Regions from separate parts of the Homo sapiens genome. Here all the other regions are linked to region 2. A link is a loop called in an ENCODE intact Hi-C map of the cell type or tissue named here. Cell type or tissue: endothelial cell of umbilical vein. All regions are shown on one strand.

Region 1 (4,000 bases), 50 kb before region 2:
AAAATGAAAAGTTACAGAGCTGCCAGCCCTGCGGTGTTTCCAGATTCCATTAGGTGGACTGTGCATGGTTTTGCTAGCTGCACTTACAAAGCCATCATCCGGATCATATAACCTCTGCAGAAGCTGGACTACCGTACTCTTCCCACTGCCATTGAGACCGACCAAGGCGACTGTCTCTCCAGACTTAATTCTGAGATTCAGACCTTTCAGAATCTATTGGAATGTATGGAGGGAAAATCATAAAACCACAATAAGAAGATGATGGACACATTTTCAGAAAATGAGTACATAATTATAACCAAAAACAAATTCTTCTAAAAACAAATTTAGATCTTGTTATGTTTGTTTCATGTACATGTGTAGTAATAGCCTGAATAATTTCAGAAAATAGTAGTAAAAGAATCTATCATTATCTCTCTATGTAAAGAGAACTAAATTAAGAGTACTTCAGAATATTAACTAGTAAACTGTTCACATTTTCAACTAAAATATTTTATATGAATTTTGACTATCAAGTTAATGAAAGTCTTAATTTGTAACAAGTAAATGAGATCTTGCCAGATATTTTCACAAGCTATTTAATGAAGCTCCTCCTTAGGACATACTAACATAATTGCAAAGCATATTCTAAAGGAAAACAGCTGGCAAAGTTTCTTAGTGGCTCCCGATAGATGAGAGTTTATCATTAGAAACCTTGGTGGGCTCATGGTGACCCATGAGGGAACACTTTAAACATTTTCTCAATGACTGGGGTTGCTACAGCATTTAGTGTGCCAGGGACCTGCAATGTGATTGAAGCCTCACAATAATTACCCTCTCGAAATGACAACAGTGATCCTGTTGAGAAATTCTCACCTATCTTTGCTTGCATCTGTATGTAGTTAGCCCTAAACAGGGGAATCTCCCTTTGAATTCTCTTGCTTTGATCTCACCATTTGTAAAGCAATGGACCCTTTGCATAAGCCAAACATAAAACCTTCAGAGGGCCAAGCCGAGAAAAGTTCTCTGAAGGAGGTGAGAAATCGGGGACCACCAGTAGGAGTACCTCTTCTCACACCTGCACTTTTACTCTAGATTTGGTTTCTGGTCATTCCTTGAAAGAATTTATTTATTTAAAATAGGTGGACCCCCCCAAAATTTCATTCTTTAGTTTAACAAAAAGGGTTATGTTTCAAAAGTTCATTTTAAAAATAGTTGTTTAAAACCCAAAGAACACTTTCCCATGCAATATAATGGCACAATTGGTGCTGAAGTCCCTAGGAAGCCAATCCAAATACAGTTGCAAAATGTAGTTTGAAATACTGTACAGTTAAGAAAAATGGTGGAAGTCAATACTATACCAATAATGGTAATCGGTAATTAAGTAACAACTTTCAAAACTAAAGAGCTTTGAAAAGAGAATTTCGATCAAAGTTTTAATCAGAAAAAAAATAAGGAAGTAGGAGTAGGTAGGTCTTTATACAAATTCTGTAGCAGACATTAGAAATTGATCACACTAGTAATTTTATCTATTTCACTTAAAATCATGTCTTTTTCTATGAAGCCAGTGTTTTATTAGTAATCGCCTTGTGCAATCTTTAACAACAACTACTTTTTTGGTAAATACACTAATGAAGTGAAAGGGGGAAGACAATAAAAAAGACACACATTTTCACAAGAACTTGTCAAAGACTGAATGATGGAGTACGATAAACTGCGTGTGTGTGTGCGTGTGTGTAAAGGCGATAAAGTACTAGCCGCAATTGCTGCTGCAGTAAAAGCCCCAGGAAAGGAAGAAGGGAAAGGCACATGTGCATAATTCTCCTAGGTTAGAGAGGAGGGGGTTAAAATGAGTATGTTGAGTGGGGTAGCATCTAGGAACCACCAACAGGTGGCAGCGTCAACCCAAGACATTTAGGTGTGTTCCCAAACCCAGAGTAGAAGAATTTCACGGAGCTGAAAATGCTTTAGTCAGTTGAATATAGAAAGAATGCTGCAAAATATAACTAGTTGATCCAGAGTTATTTGTCCATTATTTATCTACCTCCTCAAGTCTCTAAGCAAAGTAGCCAAAATCTTGGAAAAAAGTGATCCTAAGTAATCATGTCAGAGAAGATCTTGGCCAGTAGAAGATAATATCAGAAAACTGCACAATTGCGTAATTTGTTTTAACCTACCTTGATAGATGGTCTTGATGGATAATTGAAAGAAACATTTTTAAATTCCACAGTTCCTTCTATGGATTCAGGTTTATATCCAGCTGTGGAAAAGTTATCTATACTGGGTTTCTTGGAAAAACAAAGGAAATGTTATAAATCTTCAAAGGAGTAAACTGACAGTCTCTACATTTTAAAAATAGTATAAGGATGGTTTTCTTCCATGACAGTTTCCTTTCTGCTTTAGAAGTGCATTGAGTTAGACATGAAGGTTTCAATACAACACAATCTCCTCTTAGAAAAGAATTAAAGGCAGTCTCTCTTTCCCATAAACAACTGGCCAACATTAAATTTGTCCATCCTATTGTTTTAGTGAAAATGAGGGTGTATGTTTTTTTGTCTCCTTCTTGCAGTAATGATAGTTATTCTTCAAAGCAATAAGAGGTCTTACCTTATCAATAACCTGGAAAATATGAAAGGCAGCTCCTCGGGCTATTGCGAAGGTTTCAAAGTGAGGGACTGCTGCTCCAATGCAATAACTGCTATGGATTACACTAAAGAAAACCTACAGGAACAAACAAAGTGATATTTATCTTTCTGCAGTTATATAAGAAAGACAATAGAATGTAATATATAATTATTGGTTTAGGCTCACAGAGAGATATTAGAGGAATTAGGTAAGAAAGAATGGAAGATATGACCAAATAAAAAAGAACACAGATTACACTTGATCTTAGCCAAAAGGCCGAGAAGCAATAGAAACACAGATTAATCCAAGTATCCTTGGCCTTTTCCTAATAAGGAACAACTTTTGATTATCTCATAGTCTTGTGGTTATCACATGCTGGGATGTGTGACCAGAAAAATCTGCTAACTGAAGTGTGCTGACCATGTATAAACCCCATGGTGAGTTGCACTCCCCTCCTTGTTGGGTGACCCCTTGAACTTTAAAAAGAAAAATTCAGTAGATTTTATTGGCTCAGAGACATTGTACTGTTTTCACTCAAACCGTTTTTGAATTTTTGTATTAGGGGACAGCTGTCCATTTTAAGACAGACTCATCTCTGCAAAAAGTCAAATAAGAAAAGAATCCCTCAAGCTAGGAGCTCTTACTCCTATCATATAGATGAGGATGCTTAGGCTTAGTAAGCCAGATACCCAGCCACACATAAATTGAGGAGCAAGGATGAGTGAAAAATCGTTCATGCTCACATTTCACTTTATATGAAATAAATGAATAGCTAAAAGTCTTAATTATGAATGCCTCAAATTCAAAAGATGAATTTAATGGAAAGAAGAGAAATCTGTAAGAATGGAAAGGCCAAACAAGGATCAAAGTATAAAGAGCAGATCATTTTGGTTCCTCAAGACAAATGTTTCTTAATCCTGAACTGATCTGTTTATTGTAACTTAAGAGGATAACTGAATAAATTATTATTTAACACATAACCCATAAGAATTTAAAAGTCTCCAAACTGTGATACTGGACAGAGCTATATGTAGTCTGTTTTTTAAATTACTACATGCTGAAAGGACAGAGGAAGAGGAGGTGAGTGTAAACTCTACAGACCATTTCCAGAGAGAAGACATTTAGCAAGGTGAATGCAGAACTCCGTCTGATCTCAGCCCAGATGAAAGGAAAAGTCTCACAAGAGAATGGCCTTTTTCACTGCTAGATTAACAAAACTCAGTGTATTTCCCAGTGGGGAATTCAATTATGATTCTTCCAAAAGCGGAATGCAGATGCTTGACACAGCGAGGACACTAAAACATGCTGGATGAATAAATGCTGTCAATTCATAACTATAATTTAAAGGTGTATACAGATAATTTGAGGGAAACAAATATTTGTTTAATAAAAACAT
Region 2 (4,000 bases):
GTGAGAATTAGAGGCAGGTTTCCTGTCCATCTTTCCCCCACCCTCCTGTGGTTTCTGTTACAATACTGAGAAGGAGAGGAAGAAGGTTGAATTTGTCTTAAGTGGGGAGAGGATTATTTGCTCCCACATCAGAGCTGAAACTGGGAGAAGGTGTGTTTTTTATCTACTCACTTAGAATTTAGAATGGAGATCTCAAATTTCTTCCAGCCCAGGAATTCTATTATTCTGTATTCCCAAAGTAACATCACTGTCCATTTTTGCTACCTATACCAGTCCTATTTGTGGAGTTATGTAATTGAAGCCTGTCTTTGGCATTAATCTGTGGGATTGGCTGTGAAATAAACCATTGTATATAATAATACTTAATATAAGAAAAATGTTTGCTACATTCCAAATAATAAGCAAAAAAGTAAACTTTTGAAACAAGCTCTTCCTTTACCTTAGGTTCAGGTAAAGCTTAGAAGGCCAAGATGATGTTTTCTAAGGAAACATTTTATAAGGGTGATTGTGGATTCCCGTGCTGCCCACAGGGAGGCCACACAAATCAGGACTTCACAATATTTTCTTGCGATAATTTGTTTACATATTTATTCCTAGGCCTGTTTTCTCCCTCCACAAAGCCAGGTTCCTTGAGTTAAAAGGGTTACTTTTTCAACTGCTATATATAACAATAATTATAGTCTGCTCCAGTTCTTCTACACCCTTCATTATTATTCAGATTTTGAGGTCTATGGCAGATTAGAATTCCTGGGTCATTTTCAGAGATTTGAGATATTTTCCTCAACCTCATTATTTTCCAGCATAAACATCTGAAATCAGAAGCAACGAGGTAATTTAAATGAAGATCAGAATGAGTTATTGACAATTTCAGATAAAAAAACAGGTTTTTGGTTTTAAAAAATATCAAATTGGAAAGAGGAGGACAATTATTTCCAGTAAAATGTAAAACCATAGGAATAGCTATTATTTATGGGCTACCTACTCCAGGCCGAAATCTTACTATATAGGATTGTATCGAATCCTCCCCAAAGCTGCCCGGTAGGCTGTATATATGTCGCCTTCAATGTTTGGGATGCGAAGATGGCGCCCCAGAGACGTCAGTCTGTCATAACGATCACGTGACTTTATGGGAAGACCTGGCATCCGATCCCAAGTCCCTCAGAAGCCAAAGCCCACAGACTTCCTCTACGCCACACTGACTTTCTCTCATTTGGCTTTCAAGTGCGTTTCTACTCTGGTTATCATATTTATCATCTCAAGTTTCCTACTCAATTACATACTTTCTTTCCAAAATAAATATTTATCCACATAAACCTCTATCTTCACAGGAAGCAGAAAGTTGAAAATCGCATAATCTCCATGAAAATTTCTGGTGATCTTCCTACGGGAAAGGGAAGTTGCGGTTTGCAAGGAGCACAGGCAGGGACCTCTTACCAGTAGTTTGTGGGTCGTTGGACCACAGGAGGATGGGGGAAGCATTTGGGCAGCCAGAACACATAAATCCATATTTGAAATACCTTCATAAGCAGTGTAGTTGGTGGGAATAACTTGGGTTCATTAATTATTCTGTAATATTCTCTTTCTGAATGCCTTGTCCGATTATTAAAGTCAGAAGAAGCTATGCAACCTGTCAGCCACTAGATGTCATTGTTGCTCATGAAATAGAATGGCTCATTCTACAGTGTTTATGTGTAGATCCTTGAATGACTGCTGTCCTCTTCCCTGAAGTTTACCCTTCAACTAAGAGCTATGAGTAATATAGAACATGTGGCTTCTGATAAGAAAAAACTTGTGTCCTTGATAGAAGCACGATAAACCTATCTAAACAGTTACAGAATATCACAAGAGTGTGCATTCATTTATGACCACTTACAAATATGAAGAACAGAGGTAACAAGAGCTCTCAGATCCAGAGAGAGAAATAAATGTAAACTGCACTGGCTGTGGAAGCTTCTAGAGATGTGGGACTCAGGTGCTGTTCTAATGGATGATTAAGACTAGGGTAGGAAGAAAGCAAGATCATTTCAAGAAGGAGGCATGCCATGAGCATTTGTGTGATGGTGGGAAAAAATACTCAATTTGGGTGAAGTAGAAGATTCATTCTGGGAAGAGTAGAGCTGCTGGTGAGGGTGACAGATGGTATAGGAACAGAAAAAACAGAGGAGTGCTTGAATTTACCTTCCATCCTGAATTTGCCTCTGAAAGTTTCTGAGGAGAGTGATGTGATGCAAATTGCACTTTAGGAAGATGAAGTGTCAGCGGTGTATAGATCCAGGAGAAAGGAAGAGTCGTATTAGGGAGAACACATACACTACAGAAAGTGGACAGCCGCTACAGTGTCCAGGTAACAAACTATAGCAGAAGACCAGTAAGGTGAACACAAAAAAATGACTGGGCTACCCTGACATGGCTATCTCTCGTTGAGGAAGACATGCTCCTGAATGGAAGGAATTAAAATATCTGGAGACTTAAACCTTGTGAATGGCCCTTCATTGTTCTCAGGACAAGGGCCCCCCAGGTCATCTAGGGCCACAGGTCCAAGCATCCTGGTGCTATGCCATTTTCTTCTTTCAGTTCCCTGAACTCATCACGCGCCTCCTGCTTCAGGCTCTCGCCTGAGTTGTTCTCTGTCTCCATCCCCTCTTCCTCCCCCTTTTCTCCCCTTACTTGTCTCTCTGTGTGCATCAGTTTCTTTACAATACACTCTCATAGAACCAGGAGCTTCTGCATCACAGCATTTATCCCTTTTCATTTATATTTCATACTTATGTAATTGCGTAACATCTGTCACTCCTTCTAGAATGTAAATTCTGTGGTAAAAGGGCTTATGTCCTCATATGCTCTCCATCATGTCTATTCTCATCACTGTGGGAGACAGAGAAGAATCAATTGCTTCTCTGTTGGGTCTCTGATGAGCCCACAGAGGGGAGAGGCGGTGACTAAGAAGCTGAGGATTTAGAATTAATGACTGTAGAAGAGATGGTTCTAATCATTTTAGTGTCCCTCCAAGTTGCCAGGGTGTAGCAACTTTACAGTTCATTGACATGACCTGCAGTATGGAGCCGTTTGCATTTTGGGCCTTGTAAGATGTAGCATTTTACAATCTGTTACAATTAAATGGCATGGAGCTATGATTGTTGGACGTGGAAATGAAGTAAAAGATTCAAGTCATTTTGAAGATATTTCCACAAATAATAAGGACCTTTACTGAAACGGCTCTGCAAAATCATTAGAAAGTTTTCGTCAAGATTTATTAACACTGCCTTTAGTAAAAGAGGTCCCTGTGGTGGCTGGGACAAATAGCTTGAAATGGTCTTTCAATTGCAAGAATACATTCAAGGCCTTCTGACACAATTTCTAGATTAGTCTTTGTTACAGAAAGTTTATGAATGGTTATTTGCCATGTGGCCAAGAAAACACAACAAGCATTTTGTGCAGTGATGACAGTATTTCCTGTGCTTAGCCTACTGTATGGATAACTCATGCTGATGCCTGGCATATGACTTAAATTCTTTTCTTGGCTTTTAGCTAGTAACCCCCTCTTAGTAAGCAATGAGTCAATCAATGATCTCATGCAGCTAATAGTGTGATTATATCGAGAAAGACACAGTAGCTATGGAAAGTGGCTCTATTTGCTTTTTATATTGTTCTTTTATGTTTAGAGTTATACTATATTGTATATTTGAAAAATGATCACAGCCATATTTCCAGGTCTACATGCTTTTCCAAAACACTGCTATGCCCTCTCGGGATTGAAGGCTTTTCTCTTATCCTTGAAATTGGGTGCATTTTGCAGCTGTTTCAACAAATTGAATATGGTGGAAGTGATACTGCCTAACTTACAAGGCTAAGTCAAAAATGTGTTATGAATGTATTGTACATTTCAAAATAGTTAGAAATGAGGACCTCAAATGTTCTCAGTGCATAGAAATGATAAATGCTTGTGGGATGGATATCCTAAATACCCTGACTTAATCATTACACATTTTATTTGTGTAAC
Region 3 (4,000 bases), 160 kb after region 2:
ATATCCTCCTTTTATTTTTCCTGGAATATAAGAAACCCAGCTAAAGAAGCTCAGATAGTTCCCTTGACCCCCTTCATGGGTGGGAAATGGAGTGGTTCATTTCACTCAGCCCAATCGCTGGCCACTCCTCGTGGGAGGGAGTGTGTGGATGAGTGAGTGTGGGAACCGGAGTGAATGAACACTGAAACTGGCTGGTCACTCTTCTATGGAGGGAGCAGGCTCTGTGTGGGCCCTGCCGCAGCGTCCAAGTGTTTTACAACCAATGCTCTTTCATCTCTGCCGTCTGGGGATGGCCAAGTGCCAACCAGCTCAGTGGAGGGTCAGGAAGGCAGCCCCTGCCCTCTTGGCACCCGAGTTCTTGTCTGGTGTCCAGGAAGAATCAGGTCACATGAACTGTTTGAAAGCTGATGAATGTGGCCAGGCACGGTGGCTCATGCCTGTAATTTCAGCACTTTGGGAGGCCAAGATGGGTGGATCACAAGGTCGGGAGTTCAAGACCAGCCTGGCCAAGATACAAAAATTAGCTGGGCGCAGTGGCAGATGCCTGTAATCCTAGCTACTCAGGAGGCTGAGGCAGGAGAATCACTTGAACCTGGGGGGCGGAAGTTGCAATGAGCCAAGATCGAGCCTCTGCACTCCAGCCTGGGGGACAGAGTAAGACTCCGTCTCAAAAAAAAAAACAAAACAAAACAAAACAAAAAAAAAACAAAGTTGATGAATGTGGAACACTTTATTGAGTGGCACTTTATTGGGTGGCTCTTGGCAGAAAGTAAGGTGGGAAAGGGAATGGGAAGGTGATCTTTCCCTGAAGCCTGGCCCCTCTCTGATGCTGCACCATCTGAAGTTAGCCACGTCTATCCATAGTCTCTGATGCTTAATTGCTTCTCTGCTCACTGCTCAGCCACTTGTATCCTCGACACTCAGTCACTTGAGTTGCTCTGCCTGCTGAAGTCTTTTATGGACACAGGATAGGGGTGGGGCAGGCCAAAAAGGCAATATTTGGGCAGAAAAACAGGGTCAGCTGTTTTCATTTAGGGCTGTGGTTCCAGGCTTAAGAGTGGGGTTTAGCTAGGAGCCCAGACGTTCTGTATCATTTCCCTTCTCTGAAGAGGCACATCTAACTGCCCTTAGAATATGGACAATGACAAGTCTTAGCTACTTCCTGCTGAAAGGGGGTGTTGTTTGGGGAAAATGACAGCCACATTCCTCCCAGAGGTCTACCCAAGGATCCCCAGCAAAAGAAAGCCATCATCTGAGGCTCCAGCTGCCTGCCTCTTTGGAGTTTGATGGCCTCCAGGCAAGAGAAATAAACAAGTTTTACAAGGTGACGTGTGCGTGGGTCAAATATGTGTATTATGCAGGGGAAGAATTGAGTGCCAAAGATTACAGAAATAAGAAGCAAAACATACTAATCATTCTGAAAACAATATTGTGCCTCGCGGTATAGAACAGAACAAAGGTAGGAACAGCAAGTGTAGGCAAGACTATAAAGAGGATATCCATGGAAGGTTTATTATTAACACTTATCTTTTGAGATTTTTAGCTTGAGGTCTCCGATCTCTTCACATTGGTACTTTGGGTGCTCTTCTGGGTTGACGGGTAATCCCGTCAGCTTCTCAGGCCTTTATTTGGGTATAGTGAATCCAAGAATCTACTTTAGTGAACTTTACTGCCATAGGAGTAGAAAGTGCAGTGTAAGGTCCCTCCCAGTCTACGCCAGAGAGGGAGAAAAGGAAAAAGTGTTTTCATCAGTACCAGGTCCCCTGGGTTGAACAGAGGTGGCCCTAGTTCATGCGACTGGGCCTCCAACAGTTGTTTCAATTCCTGTTGGAAGTGAGCCAAAGAGGTTATAATGTTTAATTAAGTCGGAGTTCTCTTGGTCTAGCAAGAGATCATTGGTGAGAAACAGCTGTCCATACATCATCTCAAAGGGACTCAAACCTAGCTTTGAAAGGGTGGTGAAGATAGCTTGCCGCCCATTCTGAAAGACAGGGAATGGGGGGTCCTTCAATTCCCTTCCTTCTTTCAGCAATAACCCAGGGTATGAGGGAGAGAGAAAGCAGGCATCTCCTTTCTCTTCTGTCTTTGTATCCCCAAGTCCCAGCAACCTTGGCGGGTGCCACCCGTGCGTGCCAATGTGGCTTGCACCCATGAATCAGGGAGGGCCTAGAGAATAGGAATTATCCACACTCACCTATGCCTCTACCTCCCCTACTATTGACAACCTTCGAGTCCCTGGGCCTCATTTATGCCTTGGAGCCTGACCTCCTTCCATGAAGCAGTGGTTTAATCGGCAGGAATTAGTCCCACCCACTTACACTGTGTCTTTTGCCTGGCTTTGGAGCCCTCAGATCTGGTTTTCCTTTCTAGGGCTTCAATCTGAAGGTTGGAATCTAGTTTGAGACAAAAAGTTATTTCAGGAGCTGCGCGGATTCATTTAGATTAAGTCCTAGATGGGTCTTGCCAAATTTGCAGTTCTCAGCCAGCAGGGGTCGCTCCTCTGTTGCCTCCCAATCATAAGCAGAGTGCTGAGGTGGGAAGGGGATCCTCTCACTTGGAAAAGAAAAGAAAAGAAAAGAAAAGAAAAGAAAAGAAAAGAAAAGAAAAGAAAAGAAAAGAAAAGAAAAGAAAAAAAAAACAGCTTAAAGTGCATAAGGAAGGAGACCGGGGGAAAGACCTTCTTGCTCTATGGAAATGGGTTCCTTTAATCAGTGTATCCCTCACCTGATAAGGACCCCTCAGTCATGGGAGGAAAGGCTTCGCAGGCGCTGGTGTGCTAACATATCTGCAGTTTAACATTGTTAAAGAAGAGATAGGAGCAGTTTGAAGCCGTGAAAGAAGAAAAGATACAAAGATACCACAGCAAAGTCTGAGGGTCTTGGCCGATGCCTGTTAGGGTGGTCGGGGACAGAGTTCAGTCTTGGGACCTTCCAACAACACTGAGGAGTAGCCTCAGCCAGATTCCTTCGGTTCCTCAGCACCATATTCTGGTCCTAGTCAACAGCTAGACCTCTGTGAAGGGAAACAGAGCCACAAAACCAACGTTCCTTTCACCCAAAAGAGAGACATTTCCATATGAGCTCACTTGTCTGACATAACCTGGGTGAGCCAGCAGATGAGACGGGTTAGTTCCCTTGACCCCTTTGTGGGCAGCACCTGGAGTGGCTTATTCCACTCAGCCTGTCGCTGGCCACTCCTTGCGGGAGGGAGTGTGTGAGTGAGCAACTGTAGGAACCAGAGCGAACAAATGCTGGAACTGGCTGGTCACTCCTCTCTGGAGGGAGCAGGCTCTATGCGGGCACTGCAGCAGCAGCATCCAAGCGTCTTACAACCAATGCTCTTTCAGCTCTGCCATCCAGGGACAGCTAAGTGCCAATCAGCTCAGTAGAGGGTCAAGGGGGCAGCCCCTGCCCTCTAGACACCTGGGCTCTTGTCCAGCATCCAGGAAGAATCAGTCACACTCACTGTTGAAAGGTGATGAATGTGGAAGACATCATTGAGCAGTGGCTGGCTCTCAGTGGAAAGAGAGGCTGGAAAAGGGATGGGAAGGTAATCTTTCCCTGAAGCCTGGCTGTCTCTGGCCAGGCTCCTCTGCGAAGACACACTATCTGAGGTTAGCCATGCCTATCTGTAGTCTCCAACACTCAGTTGCTTCTCTGCTTGTCGCTCAGCCACTTGTATTACTCTGCTAGCTGAAGTCTTTAATGAGCACAGGATAGCGGCAGGTTGGGCCAAAAAGGCAATATTTGGGCGGAAAAACGGGATTAGCCGTTTTCACTTAGGGCTGCAGTTCCAGGCTTAAGGGTGAGGTTTGGCTGGAAGCCCAGCCCTTCTGTATCACTAGCCCCCTTTTATTTTTCCTGGAAGATAAGAAACCCAGCTAAAGAAGCTCAGATGGCTCATATGATCTACTTATTCACACATGCGGCCTAGGCTGTCTATTGGCATACCTGTTTGTCCAGATGCTCTTTTTATGTATATTGTACCATTATTTTATTGG
Region 4 (4,000 bases), 59 kb after region 2:
TGTTCACTCTGATGATAGTGTTTTTTGCTGCGCAGAAGCTCTTTAGTTTAATTAGATCCCATTTGTCAATTTTTGCTTTTGTTCCCATTGCTTTTGATGTTTTCATCATGAAATCTTTGGCCGTGCCTATGTCCTGAATGATACTGCCTAGCTTTTCTTCTAGGGTTTTTATAGTTTTGGGTTTTACATTTAAGTCTTTAATCCATCTTGAGTTAGTTTTTGTATAAGGTGTAAGGAAAAGGTCCAGTTTCAATTTTCTGCATATGGCTAGCCAGTTTTCCCAGAACCATCTATTAAATAGGGAATCCTTTCCCCATTGCTTTTTTTTGGTCAGGTTTGTCGAAGATCAGATGGTTGTAGATGTGCGGTCTTATTTCTGAGGTGTCTATTATGTTCAATTGGTCTATGTGTCTGTTTTTGTACCAGTACCTTGCTGTTTTGGTTACTGTAGCCTTGTAGTATTGTTTGAAGTTGGGTAGTGTGATGGTTCCAGCTTTGTTCTTTTTGCTTAGGACTGTCTTGGCTATATGGGCTCTTTTTTGCTTCCACAGGAATTCTAAAGTTGTTTTTTTTAATTCTGTGAAGAATGTCAATGGTAGTTTAGTGGGAATGGCATTGAATCTATAAATTACTTTAAGCATATGGACAGTTTCATGATATTGATTCTTCCTATCCATGAGCATAGAATGTTTTTCTATTTGTTTGTGTCCTTTCTTATTTCTTTGAACAATGATTTGTAGTTCTTGAAGAGGTCTTTCACTTCCCTTGTTAGCTATATTCCTAGGTATTTTATTCTCTTTGTAGCAATTGTGAATGCGCAGTCATTCATGATTTGGCTCTCTGCTTGTCTGTTGTTGGTATATAGGAATGCTTGTGATTTTTGCACATTGATTTTGTATCCTGAGACTTTTCTGAAGTTGCTTATCAACTTAAGTTTTTGGGCTGAGATGATGGGGTTTTCTAGATACAGGATTATATCACCTGCAAACAGAGACAGTTTTACTTCCTCTCTTACTATTTGAATACCCTTTATTTCTTTCTCTTGCCTGATTGCCCTGGCCAGGACTTCCAATACTATGTTGAATAGGAATGGTGAGAGAGGACATTCTTGTCTTGTGCCTGTTTTCAAAGGGAATGCTTCCAGCTTTTGCCCATTCAGTATGATACTGATTGTGAGTTTGTCATAATTGGCTCTTATTATTTTGAGGTATGTTCCATCAATACCTAGTTTATTGGGAGTTTTTTATATGAAGGGATGATTAATTTTATTGGAGGCCTTTTCTGCATCTATTGAGATAACCATGTGGTTTTTGTCTTTAATTACGTGATGAATTATGTTTATTAATTATTTAAAAATTATTTAAAATAGCATTGTTGGCTGACTCAGGTAGCTGCTGCTATTTTTGATGGTTTTTCATATCTTGTTTAAAATTGAAACCCCTGTAGTGTGGTATGTGTTTGGGGGTGGGGTAGATTCACAGTTTAATACATATTTATGTTGTAATTCAGAAATACCATATATTCTCCAATTAGGTTCTCTTTCATTTCCTGGCTTGCTGAACTATTGGAGACTTGAGCATTGTTGAGCTTCACTTCCTCGTAAACACCTCTGCCACCTAGTGGACTACTTGAAATCACTTAGGTTGACTCTCTGGGTGTGTTTACGCACCAGTATGTAAAGGGTTCAAATGTTACAGGGAGCGAACTAGGAAGTATAACTGGAGATGACTGTGAAACCTGGATTTATGTGTCGCCTCATGCTAAGATGAATTGAGTGGTTAGCCTGTACTTAGGTAAAATGTATTTTGTCTCCTGAGGTCTCCACACTCACAGGGATAGGCTTCCGCACTCTTTTTTTTTTTAATTATTATTTTATTATTATTGTACTTTAAGTTTTAGGGTACATGTGCACAACGTGCAGGTTAGTTACATATGTATACATGTGCCATGCTGGTGTGCCGCACCCATTAACTCGTCATTTAGCGTTAGGTATATCTCCTAATGCTATCCCTCCCCCCTCCCCCCACCCCACAACAGTCCCCAGAGTGTGATGTTCCCCTTCCTGTGTCCATGTGTTCTCATTGTTCAATTCCCATCTATGAGTGAGAACATGCAGTGTTTGGTTTTTTGTCCTTGCGATAGTTTACTGAGAATGATGATTTCCAATTTCATCCATGTCCCTACAAAGGACATGAACTCATCATTTTTTATGGCTGCGTAGTATTCCATGGTATATATGTGCCACATTTTCTTCATTCAGTCTATCATTGTTGGACATTTGGGTTGGTTCCAAGTCTTTGCTATTGTGAATAGTGCCGCAATAAACATACGTGTGCATGTGTCTTTATAGCAGCATGATTTATAGTCCTTTGGGTATATACCCAGTAATGGGATGGCTGGGTCAAATGGTATTTCTAGTTCTAGATCCCTGAGGAATCGCCACACTGACTTCCACAATGGTTGAACTAGTTTACAGTCCCACCAACAGTGTAAAAGTGTTCCTATTTCTCCACATCCTCTCCAGCACCTGTTGTTTCCTGACTTTTTAATGATCGCCATTCTAACTGGTGTGAGATGGTATCTCATTGTGGTTTTGATTTGCATTTCTCTGATGACCAGTGATGATGAGCATTTTTTCATGTGTCTTTTGGCTGAATAAATGTCTTCTTTTGAGAAGTGTCTGTTCATATCCTTGGCCCACTTGTTGATGGGGTTGTTTGTTTTTTTCTTGTAAATTTGTTTGAGTTCTTTGTAGATTCTGGATATTAGCCCTTTGTCAGATGAGTAGGTTGTGAAAATGTTCTCCCATTTTGTAGGTTGCCTGTTCACTCTGATGGTAGTTTCTTTTGCTGTGCAGAAGCTCTTTAGTTTAATTAGATCCCGTTTGTCAATTTTGGCTTTTGTTGCCATTGCTTTTGGTGTTTTAGACATGAAGTCCTTGCCCATGCCTATGTCTTGAATGGTAATGCCTAGGTTTTCTTCTAGGGTTTTTATGGTTTTAGGTCTAACGTTCATGTCTTTAATCCATCTTGAATTAATTTTTGTATAAGGTGTAAGGAAGGGATCCAGTTTCAGCTTTCTATATATGGCTAGCCAGTTTTCCCAACACCATTTATTAAATAGGGAATCCTTTCCCCATTGCTTGTTTTTCTCAGGTTTGTCAAAGATCAGATAGTTGTAGATATGCGGCGTTATTTCTGAGGGCTCTCTTCTGTTCCATTGATCTATACCTCTGTTTTGGTACCAGTACCATGCTTTTTTGATTACTGTAGCCTTGTAGTATAGTTTGAAGTCAGGTAGCATGATGCCTCCAGCTTTGTTCTTTTGGCTTAGGATTGACTTGGCGATGCGGGCTCTTTTTTGGTTTCATATGAACTTTAAAGCAGTTTTTTCCAATTCTCTTTTTTTTTTTTTTTTTTTGAGACGGAGTCTCGCTCTGTCGCCCAGGCTGGAGTGCAGTGGCAGGATCTCGGCTCACTGCAAGGTCCGCCTCCCGGGTTCACGCCATTCTCCTGCCTCAGCCTCCCAAGTAGCTGGGACTACAGGCGCCCGCCACTACGCCCAGCTAATTTTTTGTATTTTTAGTAGAGACGGGGTTTCACCGTTTTAGCCAGGATGGTCTCGATCTCCTGACCTCGTGATCCGCCCGCCTCGGCCTCCCAAAGTGCTGGGATTACAGGCGTGAGCCACCGCGCCCGGCCAGTTTTTTCCAATTCTGTGAAGAAAGTCATTGGTAGCTTGATGGGGATGGCATTGAATCTATAAATTACCTTGGGCAGTATGGCCATTTTCACGATATTGATTCTTCCTACCCATGAGCATGGAATGTTCTTCCATTTATTTGTATCCTCTTTTATTTCATTGAGCAGTGGTTTGTAGTTCTCCTTGAAGAGGTCCTTCACGCACTCTAAGTAGCTGTTTTGGTTAGCGCTATTAAGATGAGCTGCAAGGTTCATCTCATAAGAGGTGCAAGGAAAGACCCTTAGGACCAGGATTAAGG
Region 5 (4,000 bases), 440 kb after region 2:
TTTCTGTAGAGAAATAGAAAATGGAAATTCTTTTGATTCCTCCGGTGATGAACTTGATGTGCATCAGTTACTTAGGCAGACTTCCTCAAGAAATTCTGGAAGATCTAAAAGTGTTTCAGAACTTCTGGACATTTTAGACGACACAGCACATGCCCATCAGAGTATACATAACTCTGACCAGATCCTACTACACGACTTAGAGTGGCTTAAAAATGATCGGGAGGCTTATAAAATGGCTTGGTTAAGTCAACGCCAGCTGGCCCGCTCCTGCCTTGATTTGAATACAATTAGTCAGAGCCCTGGATGGGCCCAGACACAACTTGCGGAGGTCACCATAGCTTGCAAAGTAAACCATCAAGGAGGGTCAGTACAATTACCTGAATCAGACATCACTGTTCATGTGCCCCAAGGTCATGTGGCTGTGGGAGAATTCCAAGAGGTGTCTCTAAGGGCTTTCCTTGATCCGCCACACATGCTTAACCATGATCTTTCGTGCACTGTGAGCCCGTTGTTGGAAATCATGTTAGGCAACCTCAATACAATGGAAGCCCTTTTGCTGGAGATGAAAATTGGGGCTGAAGTAAGAAAGGATCCTTTCAGCCAAGTCATGACAGAAATGGTGTGTTTACACAGCTTGGGTAAAGAAGGCCCTTTTAAAGTTTTAAGCAACTGCTACATTTATAAAGACACCATCCAAGTCAAGCTAATCGACTTGAGTCAGGTAATGTATCTAGTGGTTGCTGCACAAGCTAAAGCTCTTCCGTCACCAGCTGCCACCATTTGGGATTATATCCACAAAACCACCTCAATTGGAATTTATGGACCCAAATATATCCATCCCAGTTTTACTGTTGTTTTAACAGTTTGTGGACACAATTATATGCCAGGACAGCTTACAATTTCTGATATTAAGAAGGGTGGAAAAAACATATCTCCAGTTGTGTTTCAGCTCTGGGGGAAGCAGTCATTTTTACTTGACAAGCCACAAGATTTAAGTATTTCTATTTTTTCCTGTGATCCTGATTTTGAAGTAAAGACAGAAGGAGAAAGGAAAGAAATTAAACAAAAGCAGTTGGAAGCAGGTGAAGTAGTTCATCAACAATTTTTATTTTCTTTAGTTGAGCACAGAGAGATGCACTTGTTTGATTTTTGTGTTCAAGTGGAGCCTCCCAATGGTGAACCAGTTGCACAGTTCTCTATCACTACTCCTGATCCAACCCCAAACCTAAAAAGACTCTCGAATCTGCCAGGCTATTTGCAGAAGAAGGAGGAAATCAAGTCTGCTCCTTTATCACCAAAAATTCTTGTTAAATATCCTACATTTCAAGATAAAACATTGAACTTTAGCAACTATGGGGTAACCCTGAAGGCAGTGCTAAGACAAAGCAAGATTGATTACTTCCTTGAATATTTCAAAGGGGACACAATAGCTCTCCTCGGGGAAGGTAAGGTAAAAGCTATTGGTCAGTCCAAAGTGAAAGAATGGTATGTAGGAGTCCTCAGAGGTAAGATTGGACTTGTACACTGCAAAAATGTCAAGGTGATTTCAAAGGAGCAAGTAATGTTTATGTCAGATAGTGTCTTTACAACCAGAAATCTTCTTGAACAGATTGTCCTGCCTTTAAAAAAATTGACTTATATCTACTCAGTTGTATTAACCTTGGTGTCAGAAAAAGTTTATGATTGGAAAGTTTTAGCTGATGTCCTGGGTTACTCACATCTGTCCCTGGAAGATTTTGATCAAATTCAAGCAGACAAAGAATCAGAGAAAGTTTCTTATGTTATAAAGAAGTTAAAGGAAGATTGCCACACAGAGAGAAATACAAGGAAGTTTCTGTATGAACTTATTGTGGTGAGTATTGCTTGATCATGGTAATGAATTGCCATCGAGAATTGTATTAACTTGACAATATTTATAACTGAACATGTGAGAGGAGAAATGTTTAAAAATTCAACAGTCTTAAATACATTAAAGACACTTTATAGCAAATATAGTTTTTCCTACATGATCATAAAACTGGTTTCTTAAACTTGAGATTCAACTGTGATTTCCCCAAAAACCAGGATCATCTTTTAAAAGAAAATAAAAAGTTCTGTTTGTGCTGGGCTTAACAGTTCAGATACAACTTCTCTTCCTGTCTCAAATATTTAGACAACTCTTAAGATACCAGAGAGGCTCCATAACATGAAAGCAAACTAAAGAGAACTAACTTGGCCATTGTTAGGGATCTACTTTTCAGTGTGTGTGGGATTTTTTTCTTTCTTTCTTTTTTTTTTTTTTTTTTTTTTGAGACAAAGTCTCGGTCTGTTGCCCAGGCTGGAGTGCAGTGGCACGATCACAGCTCACTGCAGTTTCAACCTCCAGGGCTCAGCTGCCCAAGTAACTCAGACTGCAGGCATGTGCCGCCATGCCTGGGTATTTTTTTTTTTTTTTTAAGGGATGAGTGTCTCACTATGTTTCCCAAGATGCTCTTGAACTCCTGGCCTCAAGCAATCTTCCCACCTTTGCCTCCCAAAGTGCTGAAATTACAGCCATGAGCCACCACACCTGGCTGTTTCTTTTTTTTAATGTATTACCAATATCCTTTAGCAATTTAATATTCTTATGTATACAATGCATTACAGCCTAAACAATAATATTAGTAATTCTCATCTTAATCCTCATGTTTTAATAGGACTCCCAGTGCCAAATTCTTTAGTGTAGTATTCAACCCAGTGGAAGGCTCAGTGTAGAATTACAAAGTACTTTTTACCTTTAAAGTAGAAATTCAATATTTTATAAAAATAAAAAAAATCAAGATCATATTTCTAAAAATGGTTAAAACATGAGTGTAAAAATAAAAATGATTGTTAATGCTTCTCTAGTGCTTATTTAGCCATTAACAACTCTATGGGGTAAGTATAGCTAGTATCTTCATCTTATAGGTCGAAGAAACCAAGTCTTAAAAAGTTAGACAATTTGCCCACGTCCTACAGTTGCCTATTCTTATAGATGGGATTTGAATATTTTTTGGTTTCAAAATCATGCGTAAAGCCACTATGCCTTCATGAAACAAAGTAATGTGTGTGTGTATAAAAATGTTTGTATAAGTACTGTGTATGTGTAGGTATTTGTATTAAATATTATAATTGTGAAAGGCTGGTGCTCTGTAGAAGGTAAATAAAATTATATAGGCAGGTTCATGCAAAGGAGCAAAGTTTTAATCAAGATGCAAAAGAAGTAGAAAATATTTGGAGAACAAATTTAATCTGTGGCATTAACAATGATTCATATAATAAATAAATATATATAACATTATCTCTCTTTCAATATTTTTGATGATTCTACAGTGATACTTAGAGAAGTTGAAATTCAAAAGCTCCTATATCCAGTTGCTAAGTTGATAGATTTTTTATGGTGTGCTGCATTCTTACCTACCCTGGGACATTCAGAACTATTGGAGACTGAATGTTAGAAGCTGCTCTACCTGGTGGAAGCTGCGTGTGCATTTTGTAATAGCTCATTAACTCTCATAGCTCATATTTAACATTCACCTGCAAAGGTTTGAATTGGAAAATTAATTTCTTTTGTTTTTTTAGTGGCCTAAAAATGTTGTAATGGCCAAAGGTCATTAATGATGGTCTGAAAGTTCAAGCCTGATCATACCTGTATATTTTGGGGTATGATAATTACCAGAGTGCCTCAAGCGGCTAATTAGAAAATCTAGTAGAGACTCCATTCAAGCGGGGAGCTTCCAAGCTTTAGTGGAGGTTTCAGGATTTCTGTATGAAGAGGCTCAGGCCTGGTTCTCTGACTGGCAGGTGATGGAGCATGGGGTATAGAGTTGTCTCTTGAAACTTTATTTGCATAGTAAATATACATTTTTCTAGGATTGTATATTGATTTGGTGTGGCAGGGAGCGACCCGATAAGCTGAAAAAGACTGTGGGATCCAAACCCTTCAGTCATCTCTTGACATTGAGACTGGCTGTCCTTATATACTTGACACTCTCTAAAGCAC
Region 6 (4,000 bases), 290 kb after region 2:
GGTTAAAGTAAAATAAGCTCTTTTGCTTTTAATAGATACACTTCCATTATTTATAAAATTAGTTTTGTGGACTATTTCATTTGCAGAAGATACTATATAATAAGTGTTTCTCGATGTACAAATTGGTCATTCTATTAAGATATTTTCTTTAAAACTTAAAAAAACTGAATTAAAAGCTTGGGTGTGATTTAAAATCTTATTTGGAAAACTATGTCAGCTTTTCAAAGTTATGTCAGCAGATGCTAACAAGCTGGGAAGGAACAGCAGAACCACAGGGTCATCTGATCCACCAAGGCCTCACTCCAAAATGCATCACAAATGTGATCACTTGTTTTTGCCTCCACTGCTACCACCTTGTCCATGTCACCATCACCATCATCTCTCCCATCTGTATTTCTGTGATAGACTTCTATCTCCCTTTTCTCTTGGCTGCCTCTAATTCCTTCTTCATGCAGCCAACAGATCAATTTACTTCCTTTTTTAACCTGCTATCATGGCTTTCCATTCTCTTTCAAATAAAACCCCAAATCCTTACCATAGCTTTCAAGGCCTTGCATGATTTGGTTTCTGCTTACTTCTCTAATCCCATCCATGACACTCCCCTTGGCTCACTCTGCTTTAGTTCCCTTGGCCCTCTGTTAGTATTTGTCCTTTGCGTACACAATTTCCTCCACCTCTTCCTCTCTATTCTTGGCAGAGCCGGCTGTTTATTCTTCAGGTCCCAGTTTAAAAACTGTCTCCTAGGAGAGGCCTTTCTTGACTTACCTACCTATTGTTGGTCTGTGTCTCCCCAGAATTATTCCCTATAATGGTATGGTATTCAGTTCCTTTGTAGCCAGTATCTTTATATGTTTTACCTATTTTTTTGTTCATTTTCTGTTGCCTTCACAAGATCGATGAAGGGAAAGACCAGTCTGCTTTACTGAACACTGATAATGATGGGTGCCTGGCACATAGTAGGTGCCTAGTAAATATTTTTTGAATTAATAAAATCATGAATGGCGTTCTATAGATAAATCAAGGATAAGTACATGGACTATATATTGGAAAGTGCATGTGCTAATGCAACTTGTCTATATGTTTAACAAGAATTTGAGTGATTCATAGATGCTCTATCCATATGAGCTTTGAAATGAGAAGTTTGTAGAGTTCATAACTAATTTTCCCTATGATATCATAAATCCATTCTCCAAGGTTGACTTTGTCAGAGTCCAAGTAAGGCGTTGAAGATATTTAGCTTGATTCAATCAAGTGCTTTTTAGGAGGAGAATAAAGGGAGTGATAATAAGATACGGAGCAAGAATCATTAATTATAGTATCTCATTTACTCTCAAGCGTAATGAAGAAGTTATATCTGTTAATGTTCTTGATGGAATTTGAGGAGTTTTCTATTACATTACACTCAACAGTGGTTCAGTAAATGTGAGTTTAGTTAAATTTCTTTCATTACGGGCCTTAGGTGTGGGGGGTGATACATAATAAGAACACACTATTTCTTAAACGCATAAAAATTTTCTGACCATTTAAAAGAACCTTGTTTAAACTGGTTTTCTTTGTGTGTGTTGTGTTGAATGAATTGAAAAGTAGATATAATTATATATGCTGTTAATTTAACTACATAAAGGTGAAAAAACAAACTTGAAAAAGTCTTTTTACCCTGTACTTATGCAGAAACATGTGATGACAAGACAACAATTTTATTATAAAAGGAATGCATAGTAGGTCTCATGTAAAATAAAACAAGAAATAAACCTTTAGGTGGCGGCCAAGAGCTATCATTATGAATTCCTTAGCCTGTTTTTATGAGAATTTATGCTCTTGTTTGAAAGTTGTCATGTAAAATGGGCTATTTAAACCACAATAATTCAGTGCAAAGCAAACATAAGGACAAAATTAGGCCTAAGAAGGAACTAGATTTGAATGTTAATATCATCAAATAATTAATCAAATTTTAATTTTGATTTGATTTGACAGTTGGTGTCTTGATTATGATTAGTAGTTAGAGACCCAGTTCTGGGAAGATAATGGTATTGATATGGAGTTACAGGATTAATTATTCTTAGCACTTAAGTAATTGTTTTAATCTTCACATAAATCATCTTTAAACAAAATGGTAGCTTTTTAAGAACTCAAAGAGTGTTATAAAGATGTCAAAACTGTCCAGATGCTTATTGTACAATTGAAAGCTCCATTCAAAGTTGACACAGGCCCCAGAAGAAAGGTCAGTTATCTAACTCACTTTTGCAACATCTGGCAGAAACTATGACTTGTTGGAGTACCAGTGTGTTCTTCTTCTCCTTTTTTACTGCTCTCCGAAATGAAAGTTTATGATTGTATCTGCCATGTGCCCCTTTCAGTTCTAGAAAAAAAGAAAAGGATAAAATGTTTTTTAAAAGGCATTATGATTTTGTGATGACATGCACTCGTTTCAACTCCTTGTTTGTTCTTTTAATCAGTATGCATTAATCTACTCAAAAAGTTTTAGACATCACTATTAGATATTGTTTTAGAGTAATATTTATGTAAAAATTTTCTCATTAACCATTAATTCTGTTTGCATTTAGATTCATGATACACTTTTTGATAAGGCTTTTTGGCAATATAGACTACATTTGGTAGTTGCTTCTAATTAGTCAGGACTTTTTGATGAAGTGTTTCTAGCTCAATTCTTGTCACCTTAAGTAGTACACATTTAGCAATGGCTGTATACACACCCAGCATCATAGAGAAGCGAAAACAAAGTAAACGACAACCTCAGTACACAAGGAGTTGACAATCTCTCTAGATGCAGCAAGAGAACAGGAACAAATTAAAATAATTCATTAAAAACCACACATTGGTGTTGAGTAATAAAAAAGAAGAAAAGAGAAAGTGTGGGTTGATAGTAATAAAGAAAACCTCCATAGAGAAGATGAATAAACTAGTGAAGTTTCCCAATACACTAATGGGAAAGTAAAGATTGTAATTCTTAAGAAACTCTAGTTCCGTTATTTAATGTCAATATTCCAAAATTATACTTTCACAAAATAGATGCCAGAGTAGCATGAAACAGCTCCTTTTCTAAATATTTTCCACTACATTAATCAATGAAGATGGTGACATCCTTTCTCAAAAAAAAGCCTACTTAGCATGTTGCTGGATTACATAGCAAGCTGCCCACAGAATTATCCAGAAATTATTTCTGTCCTCTAGTAATTTACAATACAAAATTGTCTAGGAAGAAAATTAAGCTAAAAACTTAGAAGGTTGTATCTACGGAATTATGTGATAGAAATGTAATATTTTCTATGTCGCCTTGAATGGTTTTAAAGCGATATTCCCAAGGCCAGGGATCAGGAGAGCCATCTCTAATCTTGACTCTTAGGGTATATATATGGTGATAAAATTGTGGTAAGGAGTCATGATTTCTGTGGGGGCATTTTCCTTCTCTATGAAACCAAAGAGGAGAACCAGAAGATCTCTAAGTGTCCCCTCAACCCTAAAATGTTACATTTTATACATTTACAGAGTAAAGCAATACTTCATTCGACATTATCAAAGCAGAAATTTTTTTTCCATCTGATGAGCAAACTCATGGCATAGTTTCAGTGGGAATTGCAAAATGAATCCCACTATATATGAAGCCCCACACATAGGTTGAGAAGGGCTCCCTGGCAGTGCTCAACCTACATGATTGTGTGTGTTGGCTCTATAATCATAGCAATAAAAAAAAGAAGACACAGATAGTTTCTCTCAACTAAAATTTTGTATAATAGTGGTTAGTTTTTAAGTCAACTACACAGTCCCCCAGAAAACCTGGAGTCTTTAATCAAGGTAAAAACTTTTAAATGCAAAATCAGTAACCTAAGAAAAACTCAAAGAACTGATTTTCTTGTAGGTAAAATTTACCAAATCTGTTAAGTGCTATGAAACCAGTATATATTATGGTGTGTCAGTGTTGTTTTCATAAACTTACAAGACCTAAAACTTACAAACAATTCTAAAATAGTAGGTGAGTGTG
Region 7 (4,000 bases), 850 kb after region 2:
GCTGCCTTTGTTAATGGAAGACATTGATCCTAAACTGTGAAAACTTGTCAAGCAAGGAATGAGAGTAGTATAGTTATGCCAGACGAGTTATGATTGCAGGCAAGTTAAGATTGCATGACTCACTGACACTCTAATTTCCACTGCAGCGGGCTGAGCTTAGCCTCAATACGTAGGAGAATTGTTTGTGAGTGTTGTGTATTTGGAGGTACGAACTGTGAGTGAGGGAAATAAAGGAGACAACAAAAATAGATGAGAAAAATCTGGAGAAGTTGTTAATGAATACAAGGCTAACTTACAAAAGGCCTTGTTCTCTCCTTGCATTGAAAGAGATGATGGATATGTTCATTTGTTTCACTATGGTAACCATTTTATTATCTATATGTATCCCATAACATCATGTTCCATACATTTAAATATACACAAAAAAATTTATTTAAAAAAAAGAGCAGAACTTTCCAGGACATTTAGCATTGCTCTGGGTTATTACCAAGGGTTTGTGACATGCGCACAAAGCAAGATGAAGGTGTTTTCCCACTTGGATACTAATTTTGTGAATGCAAATCCCACCCACTTTATAGGTTACATGCTAAATGGATGGCTTTTGGGGAATCTGTGACTTAATTCAAATGAATCATTCACATAGTAGGAACTTAAGCCAAGAGAGGGAAATATTTTGATTGGCTCTCTCCGTATCACGTGTTATAAGTAGGTCTTCCTCCACTTCTAAGAAGGGTGGCTTCTCTTGGTTTATTTTTATCTTGTTCATATATTAACTCCTATAAATGTAAAAGCCATAGACCAATGGCCTAAATAAAGTGATCAGGACAAATTTCTGGAAATATTATACTTAGTATCCTATCATTTTTTACAAGTTTACTGTAGAAAATTGGAAAAATACAAAATAACAAAATGACATTAAAATTGCCAATAATCCTGCCACTCAGAGATAATCACTATTTACATTGATTCATAATAATTTTCTAGTTTAAGAATAAAATGTGCATAAAATGTTATATTCCAATATTTTATTAAATTGAAAATAGTCATATAAACATTTTATTGTGACCTAACATATGCTAAGAAAACATGATTTTAAGGAATAGTAATTTTTTATTCTAGTCTTCTGCTTTCAATTTCATATAATTATTTAAGGCAAATATTGTCTCTACCTCCTAAAAAACTTTCTGCCTTATCTCATTCTAGTAGACCACTCCAAATTTCCACTTGCCTTTTAGCTAAGCAAAATGTATCTTGATCACTATGAACTCATTTCTTTTACTTGTCTTTACGTTGGAGAGTTCAGCATTCTTAGAATTTTGATATTCCCTCCTGAAGTCTTTCTGTACATGTCTTCCCTTAGGCATAGTACTACCATCATCAGACGGAGCATGACACAGAGGAGGGTGGACATGTTTATGTCAGACGACTGGATTTGTGTCCTGCTTCTGCCATTTATGAGCTGTATACACTGCGTTTAAGCGGACAGAATCACTTAAATTTCTCTGAGCCTGTTTCTTGTTCTATAAAATGGACTGGTTGTGTGTATAGAGACAACACACTTAAAGTTCCTCGATTATTGTAAATGCATAGTAATAAGTTAATGCTCAATGATTATAATGTCTCTTCTAATTCTGGTTTGATAAGCTCTCATTCTTTCTAAGTTCTGTCATTACACTGTTTTTTTTTTTTTTTTTTTTTTTTTTTTGGACAGCCACAGTGAACATCTCTGAATCTATAAGGTTGAATGAAGGAAACCTTTATATTGTCATTATGTATAAACTTTGTTATAAAGGAAAACGCAAGGATTTTAACTTAGGAGATGCAGGATAGCATTGTAAGCAATGCCCCAGAAAATCATAATCATAATAAATAATAAATAAATATGCATGGGAGAGACCAGTGGAAATACATGTATTACATGGAAAAATTAATTAATTGAAGGAAGTAATCCTTTTTACAAATCACTCCCAGTTAGAGGTAACGATCAATATTTTAGTTGTTAATTAATTGGGAGCTACTGCCACCAAGTGGTAGGAAAGTACTTCTTCGGAGACTAGAATCCAATAACCTTTAGGGAGAAAAGCTCCCTCACCATACTGTGGACCCAAATGTATTCCATCCTATCCCATCGCATCACAATCACCCAAGATCTGATCTTCATTAAATAACCAGCAGCTGTCTTTGGTTTCTGTTACCACACTAACAAAATATTTTTCTGTCAAGAGACAAAACTGAAGTTTAGTTCTAATAGAGGAAAATAAAACAACCAAATACTGAGAGGGTTCAGGTAAAATCATAATTGAAAAATTCCAAATGAGGTTAGCCTCTAGAGTTAAAAAGGCTGAAGTTCAAACGCCAACTCTGCCACTTGCCTGCTGTATGACATGAAAAAAATGTATCTGAGGATCAGTTTTCTCAGCTGAAATATAGAGGTTCATTTAGATGATGTGTGCAAAATGTTTAGCCTAGAGGCTGTTACCTAGCAAGTGCTTGATAAACATTACTCCATTCCTTTTTATTATTGTAACTATAGATTGTGTTCCTCTTCCCTAAACCTAAATACATATTTAGTTCATTAAAATTATGACATATAATCAACTCAACTGTAAAGAGGTTTAACCTCAGAGAGTAAAAATCACCACAAACATAATAGGGATTTTCTTTTTTTTATTTTTATTTTTTATTTTTATTTTATTTTATTTATTTATTTTTTTGAGACGGAGTCTCGCTCTGTCGCCCAGGCTGGAGTGCAGTGGCGCGATCTCGGCTAACTGCAAGCTCCGCCTCCCGGGTTCACGCCATTCTCCTGCCTCAGCCTCCCAAGTAGCTGGGACTACAGGCGCCCGCCACTACGCCCGGCTAATTTTTTGTATTTTTAGTAGAGACGGGGTTTCACCGTTTTAGCCGGGATGGTCTCGATCTCCTGACCTCGTGATCCGCCCGCCTCGGCCTCCCAAAGTGCTGGGATTACAGGCGTGAGCCACCACGCCCGGCCGGGATTTTCTATGATTTACCTAATTCCAAAGAAAGAACTACAGTGTAAAAGACAGAAATGAAAAAATCTCATACGTTCTAAATCTAGATCAGGCAGTAATAATTCCTTCCTGCTGAGGTTCTGAGCAAGGCAATTAAGCCCCCTTGAACCTCGTCTAACTCAGGCAGTGCTATAAAATATACAAATCAATTAATTATTTTGGAAGGTGGCCCAAAATACAAAATTTGTATGTGGATGCCAATTATAATTTTATGCAATACAAACCATAAAGAGTTATCTGCTATGATCTTTAATCAAAAGAAAAGTAAAAATAGTGTGGTTGTCTCTTTGGTTATAGAAAGCTGTTATCTGGAATTCTGGATTCAGTAGCCTTAATTAACCAATTCATGCATATAGCTATGAGTTCAGTAATTTATATTCACAACAATAAATATCCCAGGACACTGAAATAGCCTAAATTGACTTGTTTTATCAAAGATGAATTACATAGTGCCACATATACGTCACTGAACTCCAATTCTTCGAAAATTGAGCATCTACATTTCTTTGAAAATTGAGCATCTAGCCACGTGGTAAATTACAATTAAAAAGAGAGTCGGTATATTTCATAGGATTCTACTTCAACTTCTTGCCAGATTTGTACCAGTCTTATCCTCTGTACTCCCACGTGGTACTCATTTACTGACTCCCTAAACATTTCCCGTTTAACGGACCTCATTTATGTTATGAGGAAACTTAAGCTATGTTGTGGACAGCTCTATTGATTAGAAATTATTTACTGATGATCGGTTAAAGTCTTCCTCTATATAACTCCTTTCCATTGTTCTTGGAGCTAGCATTTAGATTCAGAAATAATAGGTAACGTTTTAGACTACCCCAATTTCCCAGGTAGGTCAAAGAACAGAACTTTTAGTAGTATTAGCTTCAACCTATGAATGTGCATGTCCTGCAGCACAAAATGTAGTTCTTCTGTGTATCTCACCTTTCAGCAATCATGTATTTTTA

What was found. Hi-C counts contacts between places; a loop is a spot of excess contacts. Peaks named below come from ENCODE experiments on the same cell type or tissue, not always from the same donor. Only the 100,000 strongest peaks of a DNase experiment are listed, where the experiment ranks them.
Region 1: it touches region 2 in a loop (7-fold over the local background); 4 of 110 quality-filtered maps call a loop at or near these places.
Region 3: it touches region 2 in a loop (5-fold over the local background); 3 of 110 quality-filtered maps call a loop at or near these places.
Region 4: a loop joins it to region 2, with 5 times the contacts of the local background. A loop is called at or near these places in 7 of 110 quality-filtered maps.
Region 5: a loop joins it to region 2, with 14 times the contacts of the local background. A loop is called at or near these places in 47 of 110 quality-filtered maps.
Region 6: a loop joins it to region 2, with 10 times the contacts of the local background. A loop is called at or near these places in 20 of 110 quality-filtered maps.
Region 7: a loop joins it to region 2, with 10 times the contacts of the local background. A loop is called at or near these places in 79 of 110 quality-filtered maps.

Annotation. Positions count from the first base shown.
Region 1 is chr7:20,646,235-20,650,234 of GRCh38, reverse strand. ABCB5 (ATP binding cassette subfamily B member 5) reads right to left here. Exons shown (of 28, transcript NM_001163941.2): 10 at 2,587-2,700; 11 at 2,157-2,267; 12 at 88-213. Among named protein-coding and RNA genes, the nearest start is that of ABCB5, 33 kb to the right of the region's middle. In endothelial cell of umbilical vein, a CTCF peak has its summit at 1,852 (motif pointing right); a DNase peak (open chromatin) is centred at 1,874.
Region 2 is chr7:20,596,365-20,600,364 of GRCh38, reverse strand. No RefSeq gene overlaps it. Among named protein-coding and RNA genes, the nearest start is that of ABCB5, 17 kb to the left of the region's middle. In endothelial cell of umbilical vein, a CTCF peak has its summit at 1,612 (motif pointing right); DNase peaks (open chromatin) are centred at 1,424, 1,664 and 3,484; H3K4me3 peaks cover 168 bases; H3K27ac peaks cover 2,361 bases.
Region 3 is chr7:20,439,398-20,443,397 of GRCh38, reverse strand. No RefSeq gene overlaps it. Among named protein-coding and RNA genes, the nearest start is that of ITGB8-AS1, 110 kb to the right of the region's middle. In endothelial cell of umbilical vein, a CTCF peak has its summit at 2,491 (motif pointing right); DNase peaks (open chromatin) are centred at 287 and 1,317; H3K27ac peaks cover 1,256 bases.
Region 4 is chr7:20,537,020-20,541,019 of GRCh38, reverse strand. No RefSeq gene overlaps it. Among named protein-coding and RNA genes, the nearest start is that of ABCB5, 77 kb to the left of the region's middle. In endothelial cell of umbilical vein, no CTCF peak of the experiment used is centred here; no DNase peak of the experiment used is centred here.
Region 5 is chr7:20,156,056-20,160,055 of GRCh38, reverse strand. MACC1 (MET transcriptional regulator MACC1) reads left to right here. Exons shown (of 7, transcript NM_182762.4): 5 at 1-1,852. Among named protein-coding and RNA genes, the nearest start is that of MACC1-AS1, 16 kb to the right of the region's middle. RefSeq lists a silencer at 1,085-1,244. In endothelial cell of umbilical vein, no CTCF peak of the experiment used is centred here; no DNase peak of the experiment used is centred here.
Region 6 is chr7:20,309,394-20,313,393 of GRCh38, reverse strand. LOC101927769 (a long non-coding RNA gene) reads right to left here. Exons shown (of 5, transcript NR_110117.1): 5 at 1,682-2,359. Among named protein-coding and RNA genes, the nearest start is that of ITGB8, 20 kb to the left of the region's middle. In endothelial cell of umbilical vein, a CTCF peak has its summit at 1,768; DNase peaks (open chromatin) are centred at 643 and 1,763.
Region 7 is chr7:19,745,969-19,749,968 of GRCh38, reverse strand. The region is part of intron 1 of TMEM196 (transmembrane protein 196); the gene reads left to right. All of the region lies in intron 1 of LOC107986774 (a long non-coding RNA gene), which reads right to left. Among named protein-coding and RNA genes, the nearest start is that of TMEM196, 26 kb to the left of the region's middle. In endothelial cell of umbilical vein, a CTCF peak has its summit at 2,028 (motif pointing left); no DNase peak of the experiment used is centred here.